Regions from separate parts of the Homo sapiens genome. Here region 1 is linked to region 2. Evidence: chromatin contacts called from ENCODE Hi-C or POLR2A ChIA-PET data. All regions are on one chromosome and are shown on one strand. Each heading gives the region's core, a stretch centred on a gene start or an enhancer-like site at or near the end of the contact. The rest is flanking DNA. Distances are from core to core; before and after follow the strand shown. Region 1 has its middle 96 kb from the start of LINC01532. Region 2 holds the start of LINC01532 (long intergenic non-protein coding RNA 1532).

Evidence for each region. A loop is a pair of places that touch in the nucleus more often than their neighbours do. ChIA-PET counts read pairs that join two places held with the same protein, here RNA polymerase II (POLR2A).
Region 1: a loop to region 2 is called in a map of vagina, with 2.7 times the contacts of the local background. The contact joins the enhancer-like site here to the promoter of LINC01532 in region 2. A Hi-C loop is called at or near these places in 2 of 168 maps with a recorded cell type or tissue (endothelial cell of hepatic sinusoid and vagina). POLR2A ChIA-PET finds 5 or more read pairs at or near these places in 2 of 52 experiments (OCI-LY7 and PC-9).

What each region holds. Positions count from the first base shown.
Region 1 is chr19:29,095,926-29,101,359 of GRCh38, forward strand. No RefSeq gene overlaps it. Among named protein-coding and RNA genes, the nearest start is that of LINC01532, 96 kb to the left of the region's middle. Within about 2 kb of position 3,391, at least 11 of the 41 ENCODE cell types and tissues checked have a DNase peak (open chromatin) inside an H3K27ac peak, as active enhancers do.
Region 2 is chr19:28,998,950-29,004,767 of GRCh38, forward strand. LINC01532 (long intergenic non-protein coding RNA 1532) reads left to right here and starts at 3,606. Exons shown (of 5, transcript NR_040036.1): 1 at 3,606-3,674; 2 at 4,653-4,791; 3 at 5,225-5,303. It also overlaps the pseudogene RNA5SP470.

The DNA.
Region 1 (5,434 bases), core at 2,141-4,640, 97 kb after region 2:
CTGAGTAAAGATCTGCCCTCACCAAGGTGGGCTGACATCATCCAATCATTGAGGGCCCAGATAGAGCAAAAAAGCAAAGGAAGAGTGAATTCTCTCTCTTCTTGAGCTTAGGCCTCCATCTTTTCTTGCCCTTAGACATTGGAGCTTCAGGTTCTTGGGCCTTTGGATTCCAGGACTTACGACAGTGCCCCTTGGTTCTCAGGCCTTTGGTCTCAAAGTGGGAGTTGCACCATTGGCTCCCCCAGTTCTCAGGGCTTTGGACTCAGACTGAACTTTACCACCAGCCCTCCTGGTTCTGCTGTTTGCAGATGGCTTATGGTGGGACTTCCTGGCCTTCATAATCATGTCAGCAAATTCCCAACATAAATCTCTCCTTATATATATAACTCTAGCTATCCATCCATCCATCTATTCATTCATTCATCCATTCATCCACACATCTACCTACCTATCTGTCTACACATATTTATCTTACTTGTTCTGTTTCTCTGAGGAATTCTGACTGATATAGAGGAATTCACTGGGATCACAAGCCAGGCTTTTAAAGAACCACTGGGCCTGGGCTGCTTCTGACTCTGAATACTCCATGTTATAAGATAGCAATAATAATACCTACTTTAGTTTGACTCTGTGACCATTAGATGAGGTAACATCTTATAAAGCTCTGCTCTTAATAAACAACATCTGCAACTGTTGTTGTTGCTGCTGTTATTTTTATATCAGTCAAGGTTTTTTAATTGCAAGCAACAGAAATCAACTCTGGCTAGCTTAAGCAAAAGTGAAATTTAATGGGAAGATATTACAGAATGCATCAAATCAAAGGAACACCGAGACAGAGACATGCAAGAAACAGAAACAGGGGCCACTCCAGGGACCCAGGCAGGCGGGGCTAATTGGCAGCTCATCAACCCTAACCATTCTATTCATCCTTGCCTCATGTACCTTGAGAGTCGAAGTCCCAAGAAAGAAGCCAACTGGGCTGTCTTTTGTCACATTCCTATTCCTTGCCTAATGCAGTGAGAGTGGCAGGGTGCCCTGGTTGACAATTGCAGCCAGCCTGCATGCAACAGAGCAGAGGGAACCAAAGGGAACCAGGGATCCTTTTACCAGAAGAAGGTATGGCTGCCACACAAAATAAGCACATCTGATGCAAACCATCTTTGACATGTGCAGAAGCTTACTGTCCTCTGTTCTTGGTATGACTGGATGATGTAGGCAGAGCAGCCAGAGGCATGACCGTCAGCTTTCATTCCTCAAGAATGGGATTTTTCTTGTGCACTTCTCTTTTCTTATGCATAGTCCTCAATCACCTTGGCCCCAGAGCCTGCCCAGCCAGACTTAGCAGGACTGGGTCACCCAGTTCCCCGTGGCAGAAATGTCACAGTCATTCAGGAGCATCCACATTTGGGCTGGGATGACAACACAAATCCTGCAGTAATTTAACACCTGCTCTGCTTTTATGCTGTTATTAAAGAGTTTTAGCTTAAATATTTGAGGTGTGACTCTGCTCCCTCATGCAAATACGGGTGCAGAATTTCCCACCTGGCTCATTGATTGGTGGGATCTGAAATAGCCCCTTTATGGAAAATGGTAAATTTCTTATTACTGCCTAATGAATAAAGTGCATATGATCCAGCTGCAGCAGCTCCCCACTCCCCTCTCCTTCCCAGGGAAACTCATCCCATTGGTAATTGGGGGAATGTAAATGCTGCTTCATGGCTTAATTTTCAGATGTTTTGAAAGACAATATCTGCAGCAATAAAAGGCTCAAAGACATCTGAGATATGTTTTGTCTCTTGTCCTAATTATACTAATAAATAAATAGTATTTGTTTCCCTGCACTGTAAAATTAAATATCTTTCTGAATATCTCCCCTCCTATTTTAATGAGGAGAAAGATGCTCCCTTGATGAGAATGACACTGTAGATGAAAAACGAGAAAGAACAAAGAATGTTAACCATCTAAATACAATAACATGAGAAGAACTGTTTCCTAAGTTCTGAGTATGATCTCTGGGTGGGATATTCTCCTTCTCATCCTCTTTGTCTGGAGAAAATGTCTCTCAAATGTATGCTGTTTGGGATCTCTGTAAATTTGAGTCCTCAAGGGAATTACTGTTGCCTTACCTACAGATGGCACCTTGTGGGGTATCCTCGAACACTGCCAAGCCTTGGCACCCAGGAACCAAATCTCCTTGTAACTTCTGCGGAAATTGTGAGAACAGGGATCTTTCCATCTTACTTTCCACCGTCACCTGAGTGCCTAAAGCAGTGCTCAGCCTGTAACGGGTGCCCAGCTATGTCACATTTGTTTCAGGAGCACTCCTGTGGCCCTGCCAAGTCTCATGTTCAAGTTGGATCCCAGCGTTGGGAGTGGTGCCTGACGGGAGGTATCTGGGTCATGGCTGTGGATACCCCACGTGTGGCTTGGTGTGATTCTCACTCTTAGTTCCTGTGAGAAGTGGTCGCTGAAAAGAGCCTGGCACCTCTCCTTTCTTGCTCTCTTGCTCTGTGATCTCTGCAAATGTCGGCTCCCCCTTCACCTTCCCCTCTGAGTGGAAGCTTCCTAAGGCCACACCAGAAACAGATGCTGGCACCATGCTTCCTGTACAGCCTGCAGAACCATGAGCCAAATCAACCTCTTTTCTTTATAAATTACCCAGTTTCAGGTATTCCTTTATAGGAACATGGACTGAGACAAGCACAGATCCCAGGAACTGGGCAGATATCTGTTTTCCATAGGCTGATGGTTGAGGTCGCAGCTCTGCCCCTCACTGACCGGCAGGTTTGCAGCAAGCCTCATTCTCCATCTGTTAAATGGGGATAGTCCCAAAGAAAGACAGCTGTGACTGAATTATTTTTATTAAATTGTCTGCCCAGACCTCAGTCTCTCCAACCACGAAAGAGGGATGTAAGATGAGATAACCATGAAAGTCCATTGACCTCGGACACGGTGACACTAAATAAAATGTTCTTAGTACGCTGACTCAGAAACTCCTCAAACTAACTGCCAAAGTGCATGGGCTGATCCCCCTGCCCCCATGATGCTGCTGGCTGGAGGGCTGTCCTGAAGTCCAGTGGGCAGCCAAGGCCACGCCTGTGCCTGCACCACTGCCGGCCCTGCCCTACCACTCCTCTCTGGACTCATGTCCATATCACAGCTGATTGTGAAATCCAGCTCCAGCATGTTGTATTTGAGGAGCTTATTTCTCACTAACCACATTTGGCCCACAGGCAAGGCAATTAAGGGTGTTCATCCATTTACTAACCCCCCACCACCCCCTGCAGTGCCCCGAGAGTGGGAAGGTGGCAGAGCTGCTATGCTTCAGAGCAGGTTCCCTGTTTCCACTTCAGAGCCCACTTGGCACTGCTTGAAACGCCCTGGATGTTTGTTATGAAAGATTATTGGGAAGCAGTGTGACTGGGCATGCTGCACTGCTTACAACAGAATGGGAATGCACGCTGCCTGCCGCTGAGTGGGAGAGCCCCACCCAGCTCTGAGGCAAGTGTGACTCACAGCTCCCTGGCCTCTCCGATCCCATGGAGCTGAGGCCACTGGGCCTTGGTGAATGTTATATAATGTCTCACATGGAAGAACATGCCTACCGCCAAGGGCAGGGGTTCTAAGTCCCAGGGCCAGACAGGGACAGGGTGGTCCACACCCCTGCCTCCATGCTGCTGCTTTCTGAAAACATAGGCTGCAGAGGCTAGCATGTCTCTCAAGTCTGGAATCTTGGGTGGGCATCTCCAAATGTTCCTCTTCCTACTCAACAGGTCCAGAACTGGCCTTCAGATTCCCAGTAAGAGGATGTGTGAGGCTCTTGCAGGAGTTTGCAGCTACCTGTGAATTATCATGTCAAGAAGCAAATTTGTCATCCACTCTTGTGCTTTGCTGAGCCCTATCCTGGTGTTTGACTCAGATGCTGCTGTCCGCAGAAACTGGCCCATCTGTTGAAACTGGCCCAATTTTCCCATAGAACTGATGTTTGTGGGTTTTTTGAATAAATGTAGAAGTTGACCCTCCCAGTCTTCAAGCTTGAGAAATTTACATTTGTCCGATTTCCTTTTTCAGGAAGCTGACCATCAGGCTTTCCAGGTAGTGTCAGGGAGCTAAAGCTTTCCAGATAATTGTATCCAGGTGGTGAGGCCACCTGCTGCCTGTTATCAGCTCCTGTTTAAATGAACCCCTGACAATAGTCACTTAGGGAGATGGATTTGAGACTTGTCTCCCATCTTCTGGCTGGTGTCACCCACAACAAAGCCTTTCTTCCCTGGCAATACTGATTGTTTCAGTGATTGGCTTTCTGTGCAGCAAGTAACTGGATCTAGGCTGAATCCTAGGTGTGCAGCAACAATATGGGAGCCAAGAAAGCCCCCTTCAAGCCAGGTGTGACTTAGCAGCTCCTTCTCTTTGTGGCACTGTCTCTGCACTTCTCTGTCTTTCTCCATCCTTTTGAAGAAAAGGGGGAATAAATACCAAGAGAATCACAACCACTGCCTCCCTGCAGGAGATTCATCCCCCTACCTCCTACCTGAAGGTGTTTGCATGGAGCATGCGGTGGGGAGAGCTCTTTCCTGCCCATATGACCCCTTGTTCTTAGAATCCTGGAGATGATTCAATGAACTTTCTGTTTCCAGTGATAAAACTCAAAATAAACAGAATTAAGTGAAAAATTGGGCATTGGCCCCCAGTAAAAACACTGTATCTCCTTTCACTCCTGTCTCCCTGAAGGCCATCTTCTCTCAGCTTCTCCCTTTATGAAGTCTCCATCAGCCCTCTACCCTCGTTCCAGAATTGAGTTTCTTCTTGTCTGGTATGTTTACAGCCCCAGGCGTGGCTTACTTCCCCTGTCATTTTCCACTGTTGGCTAGAGAAGGGATAGCATGACCTTCTAGTCTGTGTTGCAGTCTGCCTTATTTCTTGTTTTCTTCAACTGTTCCAGAGCATCTAAAGTAAACGAGTCACATTTTATACTGCAAAAGACAATCTGCAGAAGCCCTCATTGGTGCATGGGAAGAAAATTATGTCATTGGGTTGACATAAAATATTCCTGTCCTTATGGGTCTTTCATGTTTCTGCATGTCTTGTGAGCAGAGGGACTGGCTGCCTTTGTTCAGAACAATCTTAAAAAGAATCACTGTATAGTGAACAGCCTTGGAAGGTAAAGAGAATGTCTCCCTCTAGAGCAAAGGCTAGGTTTGCTTACTGCCCAACATAAAAGATCCAGGTTCTCAAAGCTCAGAGCTCCTCTCCTGCAACACGTCCACTGAGTGTGCAGATGTCACCTGGCTTTTCCATCACCATGTGGGAGTCAGGGCTCAAGAAACTAGCACAAGAAAATGTTGATACTTGGGCTATTGCTATTTCTGTGAGTAATAAAGTTCTTTGTCTCTGACCTAGGAGTCTTTTGTCCTCTGCCAATGTCCATGAAATT
Region 2 (5,818 bases), core at 2,356-4,855:
CAATTAATAAAAACTGTCACATGTTTATGTCTTATTTCTCCTGCTGCACTGTGTATTCCCAAGGGCAAGACACGTGTGTTTATCAGTTCATTTTGATAAAGAGCATGTATTAGTCCATTTTGTGTTGTGTTGCTATGAAGGAACACCTGAAACTGGGTAACGTACAAAGAAAAGAGGTTTGTTTGGCCCATGGTTCTGCAGGCTGTATAAACATGGTGCCAGCATCTGCTTGGCTTCTGGGGAGGCCTCAGGAAGCTTTTACTCATAGCAGAAGGCAAAGGAGGATCAGGAGTGCCACGTGGTGAGGAGGGAGCAAGAGAGCGAGGAGGAGGAGGTGCCAGGCTCCTTTCAACAACCAGCGCTCCCATGAACTCATTACCACTGGGAGCACACCCCGCCATCCATGAGGGACCTGCCCCCATGACCCAGACACCTCCCACCAAGCTCCATCACCAACACTGAGGATCACATTTCAACATGAGATTTGGAGGGACAAACATCTAAATCATATCTGAGCTTTCCCACATCTAACATGAAAGTAATACGCAGGCTTAGGCACATTACTGCTCATAAATGAGGTCATTTTGTCTTCACAACAAAATTATTGGAGTATGGAGAGTCATTTCCCATTTATGAACTGGAGAGGTAAAGTGAGTCGCCAAGGTCTCACAGCCATTAGCTGTCAGAATCAGAACTTAAACCTGGGTGTGACAGGCTCCATCCCTAGGCATCTTTCTAAGCCACCACCCTGCCACTGAAGGCCTGGCTGACCTCTCTCCCAGGGCAGCTCCTGACTGCCTAATAAGACAGAGGAGAATGCACAATAACCTTTCCTGTCTGAGTTTTGCAAATATAAAGCGCCCTGTAACTGCTGAATAACAGCCGTCAGCCTTGGCGGGTGATCAGGACATAGTGAGGACTGTTGACGGTGTTGAGATTTTTATGACTATTTCCTAATGGGTGTCAGGTCAGATGTAATTCCCTGTAATGTCAGAGCTTATCAGTCTCGCTCGAGGCAGTCAGACATGGCCCACACAGCCAGGGTGTTCTTGGCGCACGTTCAAACCATCTGAGTCTCTTCTCAGAGGGTTTTCTGAACACTAGCCCCCAGGGAGGTACACACGGAAGATGCAGGTATCCCTGGGACTAGTTGGTTGAGGGAGCCACAGCTGGGGCCTTCACTAGCAGCCTTCACCTGTAGCCTCAGGGAGACTTGTAAGGTACTTTGTGCTCTCTCGGGGGCAGAGCCATGGTGCCAGGGGAACCCCAGGGACTGGAGAGTCCTCATGTTCTTTCCCTCCCTCCTGAGGCAGGCTCAGAGCTGTGGCTGCCAAGACCATTCTCACCCTAGCTCAGCCTACAGCCACCGGAGAGAACTGGGTTTCAATACTGCCAAGTGCCACTTCTCAGTCCCTCTAGGCCTCAAACTCTACCCCTGTAAGCCTCGGTGACAGGGGCCACCTCACAGGGCTGCTGTGTAGTTGAAATGCCTGGGGGCTTGCACACAGTAGGTGCTCAGACTAGGGGAGCCATCAGCATCCTCATCATCACATCCTCGCCCTCTTCAGGGGCTGGAGCTCTGAAAGAGCAGAAGGTGGGCATGGAGGAGGTGACCTCCCCCCATAAGCTGCCTTCTATGTCTCTGTCCTGGGACACCCCAAGGGGCAGGGGAACCCCGAGCTGAGAGGGTGACACACAGAAGGCTAAGTTGTCTCCTGCAAAATGCTTCCCCGGGCCCAGCTCTTCCCCTGGTTTTCTGCACCCTGCAATGAGTCCACAATTAGGTTAATGAGTAAATTGGATTCGGAAGCCTGGAAAAATGATATCCTGGACCACCCTGCTCTAAGCAAGAGCTGTTTATCAATGCCAGTGGGGTACACACATCCTCCATTCAATTCTCTGTTCATAAGTTTTCATTTTATTTTTTACTTTCAATTACGGAAATTTTCAAACACTCCCCAAAGTAGAGAAAATAATATAATGAATCCTCATTTTTAACAATTACGTGTTTCTGTCATTCTTCTCTCAGCTGCCCCATACACATACATTTTTAAGGCAAATTCCCAACATCGTGTCATTTCACTCCTAAATACATCCTTGTGGTGCCCCAGCCATCTTTGGTGCATGGTCGGGGAGGCGGGGAGAGGGGTGGGGGAGGTGGGGAGAGGGGTGAGGGAGGCGGGGAGAGGGGTGGGGGAATTCCACTTCAAAGACATGGGTGACCGGTCCTGGAATGGAACCAGAGTCCAGGGCCTCCAGAACTGCTCTTTACAAACATCCCATAATGCACCTGGAGTGCAGGGAGTTAGGAGTAGATGTGGGAGGAATCTACCTTGGAATCTTATCTTGGAATCTAACGCCAGCATGGAGGACATCACCCAGCCCTGGAAATATCCGGGTGTCTGGAGATGCATCCACGCCAGGACCCATGAGCAAGGGAGAGAATGCGACCAACTCCTGGGACTCTAGGGCAGCAGTCTTGGGGAAGTGTGGCATCCTCACTGTGAGAGAGAGAGAGCTGGAGGCAGCCACCAGCTCCCCCTCCCTGCCCTCCTCTGCCAAAGGAAGGCCCTGCTATTTCAACACAAGCGGCTTGCAGGAGGAGCCTGTTAAGAGGACGGCTGGTCCACTGAAAAAGCGGCAGCAGCTTCAGAAAGGTTAAAATGTGACTCCCCTGCCCCTGACAAAAAAACTGTTTTCAATTCAGAAAACAAGGTGTCTATGGCCATATTACCATGGACGTGCCTGGTGTCATCTGATCTCAGAAGCTAAACAGGCTCTGGATTGATCAATACTTGGATGGAAGAAAACAAAGTGTGCCCATTTTACAGATAAGAAAGACAAGCCTCAGAGAAATAAAAAATTTATCAGCCACCGGGTGACAGAGGCGGCTCTAATCCAGTGATTCCTTCCCTCCTTCCTCATCTTGTCTTCCTGGTTCAAGGTTAGCTCCCAGAGCTCATTCCCGGGAGGAAACAGTTCTGGGTGACTGATTCACTGATCAGCTTGGTTTGGGTTTCATAAAACGCTGTGCTGGAACACTGAGTCGGTACTTCTCCCAAGTTTCCAGTTCGGAGACACGAGGAGAATGCTAAAAGCTCGAATATGCAAATGAACATTTGGACAGATTTCCTCTAGAGTTTCGGCCTCCAGGCAAATGATTTATTCCCTGCAGAAATGCATTTTTGTTTCTGCTTAACGGGTGAAAAAGGAGAAAAGATTTTTCGGGACAACCAAGCTTAGGAATAAAAGTCTCCATGGGAAATGTACTTTTCTGAAAGCAAATGTTGGCTAAACAAGGACAGTGTTGACTAAACACGTGTTCCCCTCACCCAAAGGAATGGAGTCAGAGAATCCCCCAAGCTCCAAATTGTGGGGGCAGATGGATCTTTTAGAAGTTCACGGTTCGCCTTTCTCCTGCCCAGCCCCATGCCTTAAGCAAAGTGTGGGATGGTCTCGGGAGGACACCCACAAATGTAAGTAGGAAGGTGGGAAGCAGCCTCTCCTCTAATATAGAAAAACAACTGTGACAGACAGAACAAAGCATGTGGTTCAGACACGAGACCCTGAGCTAGCCCTGGGGAGGGAGACAGCAGCTTTGCAGCCGTTATCCTCAGGAAGCCCTGAGCGCTGAGAGGCACTGTTACAGAACCGAACTGGGGTCCACTCGCTAGGTGAGTAAAACCCGACAGCCACACCGAGTTTTCACAGCAATAAAAAGGAAAGTGTTTATTTGCAGGGCACCAAGCAAGGAGGATCTGGAAGCTACTGCTCAGCTCCTGACCTCCCACATGGCTTGAGGGTGAAGGTGTTTAAAGGTAGGGGTAGGCTGGGTGCAGTGGCTCACATCTGTAATCCCAGCAATTTGGGAGGCTGAGGCAGGCAGATCACTGGAGGTTGGGAGTTCAAGCCAGCCTGGCCAACATGGTGAAACCTTGTCTCTACTAAAAATACAAAAATTAGCCAGGTGTGGTGGCACACGCCTGTAGTCCCAGCTACTTGGGAGGCTGAAGTGGGAGAATTGCTTGAATCTGGGAGGCAAAGGTTGCAGTGAGCCGAGGTCACACCACTGCCCTGCAGCCTGAGAGACAGAGCAAGACTGAAAATAAATAAATAAATAAATAAATAAATAAATAAATAAATATATATATATATATATATATATATAGGGGTAAACTTCAGAAGAGCAGAAGCCACAGGCAAAATCAGAAATCAATATATGGAGGGTACACACTGATTTTGGCCTAAAAGGGTGGGGGCATCTTTAAAGGGGAGGAGCTTACAGGTCATAGGTAGATTCAAAGATTTTCTGATTTGCAATTAGTTAAGGAAGAGAAGCTTTGTTTAAAAATTGGGGGTCAGCAGAAAAACATGTTAACTGGCTAGGGGACAGGGTGACTCCCACCAAGCCTCTCAGGAATAAACTTAAAACAAAGAACAGTGTGGTCAGAGTTCTGCCTGCAATTCCCCCTTATCCGAGGTCTACCTGTCAGCGAATCCCACCGGGGTCTGCAGTGGGGTCTGGGTGTGTGAAAGAACTCAGGGACATATGTTGAGATGTTATCTTTCATTTCTGTAGAGAAACCAAAAATCTCTGGACTTATTTCCTTGGCTTTAGGTGACGATTGCTTTCTTGCTTACTTACTTTTCAGGCCTACCTAGGTGCCTGGAATTTCCCTTCGAGGAACGCAGGAGTTTTCTTTATTTTCATGCTTGGGAAGGCTCATTAGGCCCCTAAGAGAGGGTCCCTTCCCCATCTCAGGACTAAAATGCAATGAAGATGTTGCTCAGGTATGCTCGGGGAAGACAGGCTGGGAGGGCTGGGGCCACCTTTAAGGAGAATTCCTAACACACTGGGCGCCCGAACCCCTGATGGGACCTTGTGGTCTTGAATGAAAAGATCAGGCATTAGCTCTGTGTGCCCACTGACTTTTACTAAACAGGCTGCTGCCCAGCCTAGTTCAACGTGACCCCATCCCCACCCCCTTTCTCTGTGCTCCCCCATCACCCAGCCCACATGGTGGGACCTTCACTCTCATGACCAGCTCAGGCCATGCTGTGCACTCCTGATGAAGCCTCTTGAGCTCCTTCTTCAGAGCTGCTGATAATCTGGCATTGAATGGCCAGGCTGGAGGTTGAATGCTGAATCCTTTTGAATGCTGTGGTAAAGCCTGGCATGTCTCAGCACTGTCTCCTTTTGTGTTCAATCATCCTGACACTGCAGAGGCAGCTGGAGAGGGATGGGTCTGTGGAGGATGCCCCGCAGAGTGAAGTCGAGATGATGCAGCCACCAGGGCCGGAGGGTGAGTTTCCTAGTCCTTGTGTGTAACTGGGTCACTATTTTTAGTTGGAACCTCCAGTCAAAAATGTCAAACAGGGAAAATGAATGTGGGCTTGGCTGAGAAGAAGCCAGAGGTGAAGGTTTTGTTCCATCTCACTTAGCAGCTCACTCTGGGACTTGGAAAAGGCCTTTTCTCAGTTCTGGGCCCAGGCTTTCCCACTTGAACAGCTGACATTCTGTGGATCAGAGACCACCACTACCGCAGGGAAAAGGGACTTAGCCGTAGGAAGCCAGCAGCCTGCTGGAAAGTTCTTGCAGATGTCTGTAATGCTGAGGTTTGCACTCAGCTCTCCCGCTCTTGCCTGCGAAAGTCAGAAAATGTGGCCAGGTGCAGTGGCTTACATCTGTAATCCCAGCATTTTGGGAAGCCAAGATGGGAGAATCACTTGAGCCCAGCAGTTCAAGACCAGCCTGAGCAACATAGCAAGACCCCATCTCTAGTGCCTGTGGGCCTAGCTACTCGGGAGGCTGAGGCAG